Regions from separate parts of the Homo sapiens genome. Here region 2 is linked to region 1. A link is an interaction called in ENCODE POLR2A ChIA-PET data of the cell type or tissue named here. Cell type or tissue: PC-9. All regions are shown on one strand. Links, peaks and the distances in the headings refer to the core of each region. The heading gives the core; the rest is flanking DNA.

Region 1 (6,888 bases), core at 576-5,575:
TGACCTGGTGGTGTTTGCTGAGCTGTTTTGGAACCCAGGGGTAAGAGACGCAGAAGACTCAGATACTCCCCAGGCATGCTCATGGCTGTGGGCAGGAAGCAGTGAGTGTCGGTCGGGGAAAGTGTGGTTTCCCTTTTATCCATTCATTATACTTCCCACAAGTCAGTTTTCACTTCCTTTAAGCACTTCTATGTTGATTGACTAGTCTCTTTTTTTCTTTTTTTGAGACAGAGTCTCTTATCACCCAGGCTGGAGTGCAGTGGCATGATCTTGGCTCACTGCAACCTCCGCCTCCTGGGTTCAAGCGATTCCCCTGCCTCAGCCTCCCGAGTAGCTAGGATTACAGGTGTGAGCCACCACGCCAGGCGATTGGCTGTTTTCTAGATTTTCACAGCAACCTGTAGGATTATCGACTCCATTTTATCAACGGGAAGGTTGAAGTCTTCCAGGGCTAGAAGGAATCTTGACTTCATGTCTCATAGGAGGAAGTTAGGGCACCGAGAGCTCAAGGGGTGAGGCAGGACTGCACTGCCATAACTGAAGAGGGCACTTGGTGGCACCAGGTTGCAGCCCAGGCCTCACGTTCCAGCCTGTGCCCCCTTTAGTAGCCATCATTGTGAGCTGCTTTAACAATGGACCTCACACAGAGTGACAGCAGTGAGGGTTTCCTGGACACCACCACTGGCCTCACCTGACCAACTGAGGACAGAGATAAGACATTTGTTTGAACTCTTAAATTTTTCTGGTAATCTCCAGAAAAGTTATATCCCCTTTAATATTTATATAATATTTAATAATATTGTGGTTTTTATTGGCTACACATAAGAGACTACATTAATAATGGGTAGACCTTGAGGGTGTAGCCATTTTATACAAGAAATAATGCTCATGATGTTAGGTGGTTTTTTTTTTCTTTTGCTTTTTTGAGACAGGGTCTTGCTCTGTCACCCAGGCTGGACTGCAGGGACTTACTGGCTCACTGCAGCCTTGATTTCCCGAGCTCAGGTGATCCTCCCACCTCAGCCTCCTGAGTAGCAGGGGACTACAGGTGCACGCCTCCATGCCTAATTTTTGTATTTTTTGTAGAGATGGGGTTTCACCATGTTGCTCAAGCTGTTCTGGAACTCCTGGGCTCAAGCAATCTGCCTGCCTCAGCCTCCCAAAGTGCTGGGATTACAGGCGTGAGCCACCACATCCAGCCCTTAAGTATTTATTATAAGGCTTACCACTATATTAAACCACCACCCTATGCCCAAATCATGGATAGCCTCTCCCTTGTGTGTGATGTTTTTATTTATTTAGAAGATAACTTTTTATTTCATACAGTGAAGAAATGGAAGTGTGCAGGCCTCCATCACCAGCCCCTCCCCATGCAGCCTGATGGCAGAGCCTGTGCCTCTTCATTTGCAGCACCTAGCTCAGTGCCCAGCACTGAACAGCCACCTGCAGATCTTCTGCTTCAGATTCCAGTTCCCCAGCCAGGGCTGTTTTGGGTTCTCTCTTTTGTTAAAGTGGCAGGTCATTTGTAGGTCTGAGATGGTAAAGTGCAGGTTATTTCTAGGTCTGAGACAGTGAAGTGCTTTGAGGAGGGAGGGTTGTGGTGGGACTGGAAATGGGGTGGAGAGGAACCATACCTGCTATGGTGGATGGAACTGCTTCAGGCCTTTACCTGCCTGTCTCAATTCCTGGACACACAGGTGCTGATCCAGGCTGAGGACCGCGTGCACCGCATTGGACAGACCAGCTCCGTGGGCATTCACTACCTCGTGGCAAAGGGCACAGCTGATGACTACCTTTGGTATGGCTTGGTTGGGTGGCCTGGCAGTTGGAGTCGAGCAAGGGTGGAAACTGATGATATGTTTACTTTGCTCCCAAAGTGCTTCTGCTTTTGCTAAGTAAGGTCTTTAAGGATCTATAGAAAATTGACTAGTGATGCCCTCCTGCTTTCATCATGACCATATTTGGCCTCCCTCACTAGCGTTCACTGGTGGCTTGCAGGGTGCATGCTGAATCTTATAGCAATAAGGGGTTGTGGCTCCTTTTGCTGCTGGTCTGAGGCAGGGAGAAGTGCTGATTATGACAAAATATAGATGGAATTTAGTTTGTAAAACACCCTGTTCCCAGCTGTGAAGGCATTTGTTAGGACAGGGTGACAGTCTTTTACCTTTTATGATGTGCATTTATCTGGTGGGCACATCTTACATTGCTGCTGCTGGACCACAGGGAGAAAGTGGCTTACCCTGGACTGTGTAGTGTACTTCGTTAGCAGAGCTGGAGTAAGATTTTCAACCCTAGGGTTTTCTGTCTGTTACCTAAGTGAAAAATCTCAAAAAGCTTCTTCCCCTTATCTCCCCCTTCCTGATACAAAATTTCTTGATTATCTCATTTGTTTCCACTGCTTGTCTCTGTTTCCAGCCTTATGACTAAGGAGTCTTCCCTTTGCAATGTGTGTGGGTCACTCCTACTTCCCCCTTTTTAGTGGATTTGTTAATTGGGCAGCTCATAATACCACCAGATTCAAAATTGTGTTGAAATGAGGCAGCATTTATTTCCTACACATCTTCCATTAGAAAGAATATTGAACCTGATGATATTCTTAGCCCTAAATTGGAGTTTTTACAAATGAGAGGGGGCAAATTTTTCAAGATGGGTGTTTGCACCTTGAGAGATGCAGAGATGTGAAACCGTAAACAAGCCGTTGTCCCATAAGAACAAGGAGGGTGGCCTCATTTTCATTAGTCTGGTGGTTCTGTGCAGGTTGTATTCACTGCAGCTCATTTCTCCCCAACAGGCCCCTGATTCAAGAGAAGATTAAAGTTCTGGCAGAAGCCGGGCTTTCTGAGACCAATTTTTCAGAAATGACAGAATCCACTGATTACCTCTACAAGGTAATGCCAGCACATGGCTCTTCACCCCTGGAGCAGAGGGAGGCATTAAGCTGTCTGCCAAGTCTTTGGGTCCTGAGTAGGAGGATGTGAATCACTCCTAGGGACCTCCCCCAGCCTAGAGCTGAAAACAATGGCCTGCAGTCATTCTCAGTTGAACCATGCATGCATCGCTTTATGGGGAAATGATGGCATTAGCTCCTACAGCTGCTGACATTCCCGCACAGGCTCTGAATGCTGCCTCTTCCAGCAGGCCATTAGAAACTGACAAAACTCCCCATGGCAAATGTTGAATTGTTTCAAAAAGTACACAGCAACACCACACATAGGGCTGCCACAGGAATGCATCCCCAGCACAGAATGGGGAGTGTTTAAAATAGGGTACTGGCTTCATAGAATATATTTTCCCTTCTGTCATTTTATTTATTCTCAGTGTCTCCCCACTTGATAGAGGGGTAAACTGAGACATGGCAGTATAGTAGGTTTGCACAAAGTCACAGGGCATGTGAAGCCAGCCCAAGGAAGAAGGCTTCCTGACTTGGCCCAGCATTCCTCCTTTGAGCTCAGCCCTTGTTGTAAAGGAGTATAAGAGGCATCCCTCCATGACCAGGCAGGCCTTGTCAAAGGTGCTGAGGGGGAAGGCTGTTGCCTCTGAACAGGACAGCCCTGGGCCCATCATGCCTGCCTGGTTTCAGTGCTGCAGCCCAGTGGCTGCCACAGACTCTTCCTCCCCCATTTCAGTGAAACACAGTGGAGTGAGCAAGAGACCCAGAGCCTTCCAAAAGCTTGTTTTCCTTCCCCAGCTTGGATTGTTGGCCAGAAGGTGAAAACCAGGAGTATGCCCTCCTCGAGCACAGCTCATGGTTGAATTGTTTCTGCCAGGAGAGTTTGAACCAGGTCTGAGCCTCATGCAGAAAGGGGCCTTACGGTAGCTTATCAGGAAAGTGAAGCACCTCCTCCTTCCTGTGAAATCACCATCAGAATATTGAGTTAGGCCACACATGGTGGTGCACACCTGTAGTCCCAGCTACTCCAGAGGAAAAGGTGAGGATCACTTGAGCCTAGGAGGTCAAGGCTGTAGTTAGCCATGATGGTCACTGTACTCTAAACTGGGCAACAGAGCAAGAGCCTGCCTCAAAAAAAAAAAAAGAGAAAGAAAAAAGTTTAAATAAATAAGAAGTTGAGTTAAATCTTATCGTTGACACCAAGACTTAAGACTCTGTGGATCTGCTCATTCACTTACATTTATTTAGCAAATAAATTCTTTCTTTGCAAGGATTTATTTGCTAAATATTGGGATAAATAAGACTCAGATCATATTTTTAAATGCAGACTGCAAATTATCCTTTCAGACATATATAGTTAATAAGCCAATTTTAAAACAACCTTATTTTTAAGCTTTTTAAAGAACTCTCCAGTTCAGCTGAATGGTAAATGGTAACAGAGCCTAGGTTATTACAAGCCTTTTGAAAAGAAATAGTCTGAGCAGGCATAGTGGCTCAAGCCTCTAATCCCACACTGAGGCGGACAGATGACTTGAGCCCAGGAGTTTGAGACCAGCCTGGGCAACATGGTGAAACCCCCATCTCTACAAAAAATACAAAAATTAGCCAGGCATGATGGCACATGCCTGTATTCCCAGCTACTCAGGAGACTGAGGCAGGAGGATTCCCTGAACCTGGGAGGCAGAGGTTGCAGTGGGCCAAGATCACACCACTGCATTTCAGCCTAGGCAACAGAGACAGACCTTGTCTCAAAAAAGAAAAAAAAGAAAGCCTATTTTTAAAGGATTCTCACTTGAACTCATTTATTCCTCCTTGCCTTTCTCTTACTCTAAATTGGTTAAGCATTTCTACCTAAAATATAAGTACAAGGTAATATAAATGAGTTTTATCAATATTTTGATCAATAACTATATCAATTTATTTTTTAATTAAGATGGGGCTGAAAATTTTATCAACTACTAGAAAAAGAAAATGTTGCTTCCAATATAGGAGACAAAAGCAGAAGAGGTTATATCTCACTGAGATAGCCTTCCTTCTGAGAGGGGAAATGAAATATTAATCTGATCTTGGAACTCGCTTCCAATTAATTATGCATGCCCCGAGTCAGCATACAGTGTTGCCATCATCATAATCAAATGCACATTAGCAGCTTTTTCTACTTGGAATAGGCTGCCTTGCAGGGTGGCGTTTCCTTGACATTGCAGTCATTCAGAAAGAGGCTGATGAGGGCATCCTGGAGGAGGACATGTGGGTTATTTGGGGGTCAGCCTTGATGATCTTTCATATCATTTCCCTCTCTGCAAGGCTGGGATCCTGAAAGGCTAGGAGATTTCGGGTGCAGGTTAATTGAATAATCTGGAGTTCTTACATGACAGGCTGTCATGATCAATTTTCAAGGAACTCTACTTCACCAATGTGGAGGGATTTGGTTAAGGAATAGTGAGGAACAGTGGCCAGGTACGTTGAGACCTAATTCTATAAAGGCCTGAAAAGCCAGGGGAGCAACTGTAGACTTGATGAGGTAGGGACAGCGGAGCCCAAAGACATGACCAAAAAAATCTTTAAAGGAGAGCCTGGGGGTAAAAATCAGCTGGCAAAGATCTGTAGGCTGTTTGAAATGGGAAGAAGCCTGAGGCAGGAAGCGCAGTTGAGCTGTTGCAAATCCATGCAGTACCAAGTGATGTGGCCCAAGTAAAGATGGTGCCTGAAGGAGAGAGGAGGGAACTAATGGGGGGAACAAACTTGCATAAGCCGAGGACTCTGTTTGCCTGGATGATTTCCACCTGGGAGACTACGAGAATGCAGGTAGACTATAAAAACTAGACTTATGGGAAGAGAAGCTGCTTTGAGAATATAGGAGATGAGAGATCATTTGATTTTTTATATTTATTTATTTATTTATTTATTTAGAGACAGGGTCTCACTCTGTCACCCAGGCTGGAGTACAGTGGCACTATGCTGGCTCACTGCAACCTCCGCCTCCCAGGCTCAAGTGATTCCCCCCATCTCAGCCTCCCGAGTAGCTGGAACTACAGGCGCATGCTGCCAACACCCGGCCAATTTTCTGTATTTTTGATAGAGATGGGGTTTTGCCATGTTGCCCAGGCTGGTCTCTAATTCCTGAGCTTAGATGATCCCCCCGCCTCGGCCTCCCAAAGTGCTGGGATTACAGGCGTGAGCCCTTGCAGCAGCCTTATTTTTATGTATTTATTTTTTTTTTGAGACAGAGTCTCACTCTGTCACCCAGGCTGGAGTGCAGTGGCGTGATGATGGCTCACTGCAACCTCTGCCTTGTGGGTTCAAGCGATTCTTGTGCCTCAGCCTCCCAAATAGCTGGGACTACAGGCACGCACCACCATGTCTGGCTAATTTTTTGTATTTTTAGTAGAGATGGGGTTTCACCACGTTGGCCAGGCTGGTCTCGAACTCCTGACCTCAGGCGATCCATCCGCCTCGGCCTCCTAAAGTGCTGGGATTACAGGTGAGAGCCACTGAGCCCAGCCAAAAGATCATTTGATTTTAAACCAGTTTAGTTTTATGAAACTGTGGGATGTCAGTGGAGATATGGAAAATATACCTCTAAATTGAAAAATGGTCAAAGTTGGAAATTTAGATGTAGGAAAAATCGGCAGAGGGGTGATAGTGATCGTGTGTTGTGGTTGTATCCACTGGGCATGGTTTTAACACTACACCATTGTCATCAATGTATAGATGCAGTTGGTGGGTATTTTGATTATTTGTAATTTAAGGTAATCAGAATAGGTACACATATCTACTTATGAATATGTTAAATGTGTGTATGTTTTTTCAACTACTTTGAAAATTAGGTATAAGCCATGGCTGAACACAGAGATTTGGAAGTTGGGGGGCTGGGCACATGGTGGCTCACACCTGTAATCCCAACATTTTGGGTAGCTGAGGTGGGCAGATCATTTGAGCTCAGGAGTTCGAGACCAGCCTGGGCAACATTTAGTGAGATCCCATCTCTTAAAAAATTA
Region 2 (6,888 bases), core at 1,037-6,036, 77 kb before region 1:
ACAGGGAACAGGGTGGTTTTGGAGACTTCGGTTCCTGCAGGACAAGGCTCTTCTCTAGGAGTTGCCACCACTGTGACTCAGCTCCCACACCCCAGGCCCTCTCTTTTCAGAATGGCCAGATTCCTGTGCAATCTGATGGGCTTCAATTAGGTCAGGGGTGCTCCAGCCCCACATAGACTCATCACCTACAGACAGGGGAGTAAGGGACACAAACTCCACTACTAAGGTCCCCTTGAGTATTGTATTAAAGAAGTTCCACAAGATGAGTGAGTCTTTGGGAGCTGAGTAGCCACCCCAAGATATACTTTCTATAAAATGCAAAGATATATTGTACTCACATGGTCACTACTGAAATTTTATTGTGAGCCTGATTTTTTGATATGAGTATATGCATGTTTGAATGTGTTTTTATGTAAAACCATTTCATTATTGCTATGATTTGAATGTGTCCCCCAAAGTTGGTGTTTTGGAAACTTACTCACCAAGGCAAAAGTGTTGGGAGGCACGGCCTAATAAGAGGTGATTAGATCAGGAGGCTCTGCCCTCAAGAATGGATTAAAATCATTATTGCAGAAGTGGTTAGTTGTCTCCAGGGTGGGATAGTTATAAAAGCAATCCAGCCCCCTCTTGCTGTCTTGCTCTGGAGAGGTTTCTCACCATGTGATGCCCTCTGCCAGGTTACGACACAGCAAGAAGGCCCTCGCCAGATGCATCTCCTCCATGTTGGACTTCCCAGCCTCCAGATCCCTGAGCCAGATAAATTTCTATGGTTTACAAATTACCTAGTCTGTGGTAGTCTGTTACAGCAATACAAATGGACTAAGACAATTATCATATCTAACAAAACAAAAATTCTTTCAAATCATCATGTATCCATTCAAATTCAAAATTTCTTGATTGTGTCGAAGTAAGGTTTTTTTAAACATTAATTTAGTTTGATTCACATTTCAATTTTTAGTCTAGCACAGGATCACCCACGAGGGAGCATTTTGAAAAAGTGTGGAGTGTTTTTGGTTGCCCCAATGATGGGTAAGGGGCTTACTTCTGGCAAGTAGAGGCTGGGACCCCAGGCAGCTCAATCTTTTACTATCTGTGAGACAATCTCACCATCTCATATATACTTACCCTATGCTCCACACAATTTTCAAATGTTCTACTAGATATTTACAGAGTTGTTTATAACTTGCTTATAACTATCTGAGCTTTAAAAAGTAACAATTTTATATGTAAACAGAGAGACTTTTTAAAAATGATTTTTAATATGCACTAACTGTATGCTAAGAATGAAACTACTCTGTAAATTAAGGGAAGATTAGAGTTTGTGTTGTTAATTTCTTTACCAGATTTGCTCACTCTTTTGGAAAATCACATCATTGACTGCCACACCACTCATGGTAATTGAGTCTCCAATATGCCTGTATTAGTTTTCATTCATAGCTGTCATAACTGTGGTGTTTTGCTTTTAGGAAATAGTGCCTGTCTTATCATGTATCCCGCATAGTCCTCTCTGAGTTGTTGGCTATTGAAATACACCCCTATGTGTGATTCCTTAGCTTCTTCCTACTCTAAGTGTTGCTCAGTCCTTCTCATCATGCCTGAACCAGATACTGTGGTCTCCAGCTGTCTTTCTCTTAGAATAATGTCCCAGCATTTAGGTTTGGTTGGGGACGGGAGCAAGGGGTGGGCATGAATTTCCTGAGCTTCCCTGGCATTTGCAGGGAGACAGCAAGGGAATACCTCTGTGGGTCACAACAGAGGGAGAGCCAGCTGAGCTTGCAGGATGGAAACATTTAGTAGGCTCCCTCCAGCCATCACTGTCTCCACTACTGCTGACGCCACCATCCATAACAAAGCTTCCAATTTGCAGGCTTCAGATTCAGCTTCTGTTTCCTGAGTGCCTCCACTATACCAGCCATTGGGCCAGGCATCCAGAAGCCCTAAGGTAGACCTCATCATCCCTGTTCTACAGGAGAGGAAAACCAAGACTTGGCTACTACAGTATACAAAGGGTGTGGAAAAGTCCTCCTAGAACCCTTACCCTGCTTCCAGGAGGAGCTGGACAGTTCTTTCCAAGTCCAGGCAGAAAGAAGTCTCCTCTTTTTCCATTCTCTTTGTTACTTTATATGTCTGTGCAGGCTTGGTTGAGGAAGAAGGGGGGCCAGAAGGAAGTCTGGCCAGATGGCAGGGTAATAAATGACTCTGACTTAATAATTTGTTGCTCTCCTCTTAATTAAAAGGCTTTTCCCTAAATGATTTGCTGATCACACAAACAGCACACACTAGTTGGGCGAGGACTGGGGGCCCAGGGAAATCTAGACTGAGAGGAGAAGGCATTGGAATAAAGAGGTGGCAGATGGCAGAAGAAGCCCACCCTCCATGTCCCAGGGTGGGCCCAGCTTCAGGAGCTCCCTCCTCCTCAGGTCTGAAACAATTCAATCCAATGATAGAGCTTTGGGGGACTGGTTCTTCTTTCAGGCCTCAGCTTTTCTGGAAGCTGACTTTGCCAGGGGGCTTTTTAATTTCTGGGATGAAGATATAAGCTTTATTTTATCTAACACGTGGCTTTGCATTCAGTTTCCTCAAAGCCCCATGTGGCCTTGGGGGGTGATCAGGTAGCCTTTGGACCATTTTGCATATAAACTGTCACTTATACACTTGATCAACTGGGGTGGTGGTCATAGAGGGGGACAGGGCACCCATTGTTCCAAGCAGCGTCCTGTCAATATCTGCAGTTGCAAGCAAATGACACTAGATAGTGTCAATGGATAAGCTCTCTATTGCATCTTTACAACTGCAATTTATAAGTTCCTGGGATTAAAATCTGCTTTCCAGCAATTATCACACAGAGGTATATTTTCAAAGCCTCACATGTAATTAGAACATGTTATTGATAAAGTGCTAGCTAAAGATTTAGACTTTGAGTCTGTTCATGAGGGATCAGTTTTGTTAATATTGATAATGTTTTCCCCCTTTAATGCAGTTAGGAGTTAGATTGAGATGCCAAATTCAATCAAAATGCACATCTTATCCCCCGCCAAGGGACTTCTGGCTCTCTTTTACTTGTTCAGACTTGTAGAAAGGACCCCAGAGATCGTGTCATATAGGAAAACATCCTGCCAATCTATAACTCTATGTTAAAGAATAAACTCTTTTACACATTATTTTGGTTAACTAGATTTTTCTCAGCATTTGTGCTTCCATCAGATTGGATCATCCTTGCCATAACCACCATCTTCCTATTATTGCTGGATTCCAAATTTCTACTTAGCCAGTTCAGACACCACTTCATCCGCTTAACCTTCCTGATTCTGTATTCCCTGTGTCTCCATCATCAGAGCTCCTCACTAAACCCCCAAGGCCATTTATCTGTGATTGATTGATTGATTTCTTTTTAGAGACGGAGTCTCACTATGTTTCCCAGGCTAGAGCACAGTGTCTATTCACAGGCATAATCATAGCCCACTAAGGCCTTGAATTCCTGGGCTCAAGCAACCCTCTTGACTCAGCCTCCTAAGCAGCTGGGACTACAGGCACACACCACTGCACTGATCTTATCCACAATTCTTTTTTTATTATATTTTCCACACAGGTATTCTCTCTTCTCCTAGTCTTTAAGTTCCTTGAGACAAACTTTCTTTTTAGTGTTTGTATTTCATCTGTTGGCAACAGTATCTTGCACACAAATCATAAAGACCAAGTTGAAGAGGCTTCTTACTTTGTTTCATCAGTCTGCTAATATGTTATCAATATCACACTAGTTTTATTATTGTAGCTTTGTAGTATATTTTAAACATTAATAGAATAATAACTTACATTTATTGATTACTTAATGTATTCCAGGCAATGAGCTAAGTGCTTTACATGATCTCAGGTAATCCTAACAGGAAGTCTATGGGATAGGTACAATTATTTCCATATTACAGATGGAAAAAACAAAATTTAAAGAGATGAATTTACTCCAAGACAAATGCAAAAAGTGCAGAACAGTGTATATAGCACACTGCCATCTGTATGAAAGGGAAGATAAATAAATGTTTTTACTTAAATGTGCATAGAATATATCCAGAAAAATATGCAAGAAATTGATTATGTAATTGAAATATAATAATTATATCCATGATTATTATAAGTCAATTAAAAATAAACAATTTTTTAAAAAAAGAAATGGATGACATTGGCTGCCTGCTGGGAAGGGAATGGGATGCGGGAGTTAAGAATGGAAGAAGAGCAGAATCAAGTTTTGGGTGTGCTGAAGCTCATACAATTTGGGGGGAGCACTTTTACCAAAAAAATACAAAATTAGATACAGAGCCTTAGAAGGGATATATGCCAATGAGGATCTCTGATGCCATAGGTTACTTTTTAAATCTGCCCTCAGCAGAAAGGAGACATTCCACTATATATACTTTTGTATATATTAAATATATGGAGCTTTAATCATGTAAATGCATTGTCTATTCAAAAAGATACAGTTTTTAAAAAATTTATATTTTTTGTTTTGCCAGGCACAGTGGCTCATGCCTATAATCCCAGCACTTTAGGAGGCTGAGGCCGGCAGATAACTTGAAGTCAGCAGTTCAAGACCAGCTTGGCCAACATGGTGAAAGCTTGTCTCTACTAAAAACACAAAAAATAGCTGGGCATGGTGGCACATGCCTTAAGCCCAGCTACTCAGGAAGCTGAGGCAGGAGAATCGCTTGAACCCGGGGGGCAGAGGTTGCAGTGAGCCAAGATCATGCCATTGCACTCCAGCCTGGGTGACACAGTAAGACTCTGTCTCAAAAATAATAATAATAATATTTTTAAAAGCCAGTTCTCCAACTGACTGCATAAAGCAGGACTTTTACATTTTTCAAAAAGTAAATAACTAAGTTTTCATTTTTTCCAGAAGCAGAGGTGTCTGTGCCTATAGCAAGCTGGAGGGGGTGCGGAGGAGGAATTCCAGAGTTGCCTGTTTTACGGAGGCAGGGTAGAGGGACGTGGGGATTTACCTTCGTAATTCAGAGTAGAGATTTGTGTCAAATGTAAAAGGCATATACTGTCGTAACATGGAAAAATGAAAAAAATTAAAAATAAAAGGCATATACTGCACATGTATACATGTAGGGATAAGAAAAAGAGACCCTGCTTTTTCAGAAACGTACAAGAGAAAATTAAGGTAAAAACTCAAATAATATTGCACTGATTGTTAAAAGGGAGCTAATTTCCTGGAAACCAGTGCTGAGGACCAAGGATGTGAGCAGACGGGATGCTAATGCTCTTTCCCAAATGGCTCTGATGGCCCGTGGTTTTCTATTATTGCATCTAGGAGTAGCAGGTCCCTTACTGTAAAGTATCTAGAAATCAGTCAGGCTCTTAACCACTCAATTAGGGTAATTTATCCTTGCGATGAATGGGACCGTTCCTTCTCCCTGATTTAGTCTGGGCTGTGCCTCCATCGAATGCAGATATAAATAGGTCTGTTTGGGGCAGAAAGCCAGCCTTGTATCCTCCCCACCCTGAGGTCTGAACCCGCAGCTTGTAGCCTGGCTCTGTGCAAGGGGCTGATTGTAAGTCCTCCAAGTCAACAGGAACACAAAATAGCTAGCAGCCCCTCCATTTATCTTTCCCCCATGGACAGAACAAATTTGCAGAGAATTTGGACAGAATTTGCAGATAATTTGGAGCAAACATTAAAAAGAATAATCTGACAATAAGAAATGTGAAATGCTGGAGAAAGGGAAGGAAGGAATTGCCTTTTGCCCAGATCCACAGGAATCCCACACTTTGGATGGTTATTTTGGTGCCATCTTAGTTACAGTAGAGACAGGATGCAGGCCTCAAAGCCTTCCTTTCCCCTACTCAGGAAATTCCTTAAGAACTGATTGGCCTTTTGTTTGTGTGTGTGCTATTTTATTTCAGTCAGGGGTAGACCCCTCTTTCTTTTTCTATTGAAGACCACTCAGCTAGAAAAGAGGAAGGCAATTGGTGGCCATATAAGAAAACATCAAATCAGCGTGAGGAAAGGCTAGAGGAGGGAAATATGAAATGTTTCACTTGTACCCTTTGAGAACTGAAAACCAGGAGCAATTTAACACATACGGCAAACTGGGCGAAATAAGCTTTAGCTCCATGCTATGGGCAGCTGGATGTGGGGTTAGAGGAGCACAGAAAAAAAAAAAAAGAGAGAGAGAGAGAGAAAGAGAAAGATAAAAAGTAAATAGATATAATTTACTATAATAAAATGAAAAAGAATGACACAAAGAGACAAAGCATACACATGTAGAATTAAGGAGTAGGCCAGGTGCGGTGGCTCATGCCTATAATCCTAGCACTTTCAGCGGCCGAGGCGGGTGGATCACCTGAGGTCAGGAGTTTGAGACCAGCCTGGCCAACATGGTGGAACCCTGTCTCTACTAAAAATACAAAAATTAGCCGGGCGTGGTGGCGAGTGCCTGTAATCCCAGCTACTTGGGAGGCTGAGGCAGGAGAATCGTTTGAACCCAGGAGGCAGAGGTTGCAGTGAGCCGAGATTGTACCACTGGACTCCAGCCTGGGCGACAGAGAGAGACTCCCTCTCAAAAAAATAAATAAATAAAAAAAATTAAGGAGTACAGAGGGGCAGGTGAGACAGAGGGACAGAGGGACACAGGCAGCCTATCTATTCGCCCCCTTGTGGTCCTCAGGGACATTGCAGACAGCCAATTCTAATCCAACCTTAACATTTAACATCTGTAGACAAAAATGCACTTTGAACACTTAGGCAATTTCCAGTGTGGTGGATACAATTATATATATTAAGAGTAGACTACTGATCAAAGGCTTATGGTGCTCCACTTGCTGGAGCTACAGAGTGGCCTGCTGGATGAGTAGAAGAAACTAGGATGCCTGAGATCAAGTTTGGGCTCC

What was found. Peaks named below come from ENCODE experiments on the same cell type or tissue, not always from the same donor. Only the 100,000 strongest peaks of a DNase experiment are listed, where the experiment ranks them.
Region 2: POLR2A ChIA-PET joins it to region 1 with 9 read pairs; 8 of 35 experiments call an interaction of 5 or more read pairs at or near these places.

The regions. Positions count from the first base shown.
Region 1 is chr2:216,475,412-216,482,299 of GRCh38, forward strand. SMARCAL1 (SNF2 related chromatin remodeling annealing helicase 1) reads left to right here. Exons shown (of 18, transcript NM_014140.4): 15 at 1-40; 16 at 1,698-1,798; 17 at 2,792-2,888. Among named protein-coding and RNA genes, the nearest start is that of RPL37A-DT, 20 kb to the right of the region's middle. RefSeq lists an enhancer at 1-9. In PC-9, for the core only: no CTCF peak of the experiment used is centred there; a DNase peak (open chromatin) is centred at 3,000.
Region 2 is chr2:216,397,541-216,404,428 of GRCh38, forward strand. The region is part of intron 1 of SMARCAL1-AS1 (SMARCAL1 antisense RNA 1); the gene reads right to left. It overlaps LOC107985984 (a long non-coding RNA gene), which reads left to right. Exons shown (of 3, transcript XR_001739880.2): 3 at 1,868-2,208. Among named protein-coding and RNA genes, the nearest start is that of SMARCAL1, 11 kb to the right of the region's middle. In PC-9, for the core only: no CTCF peak of the experiment used is centred there; no DNase peak of the experiment used is centred there.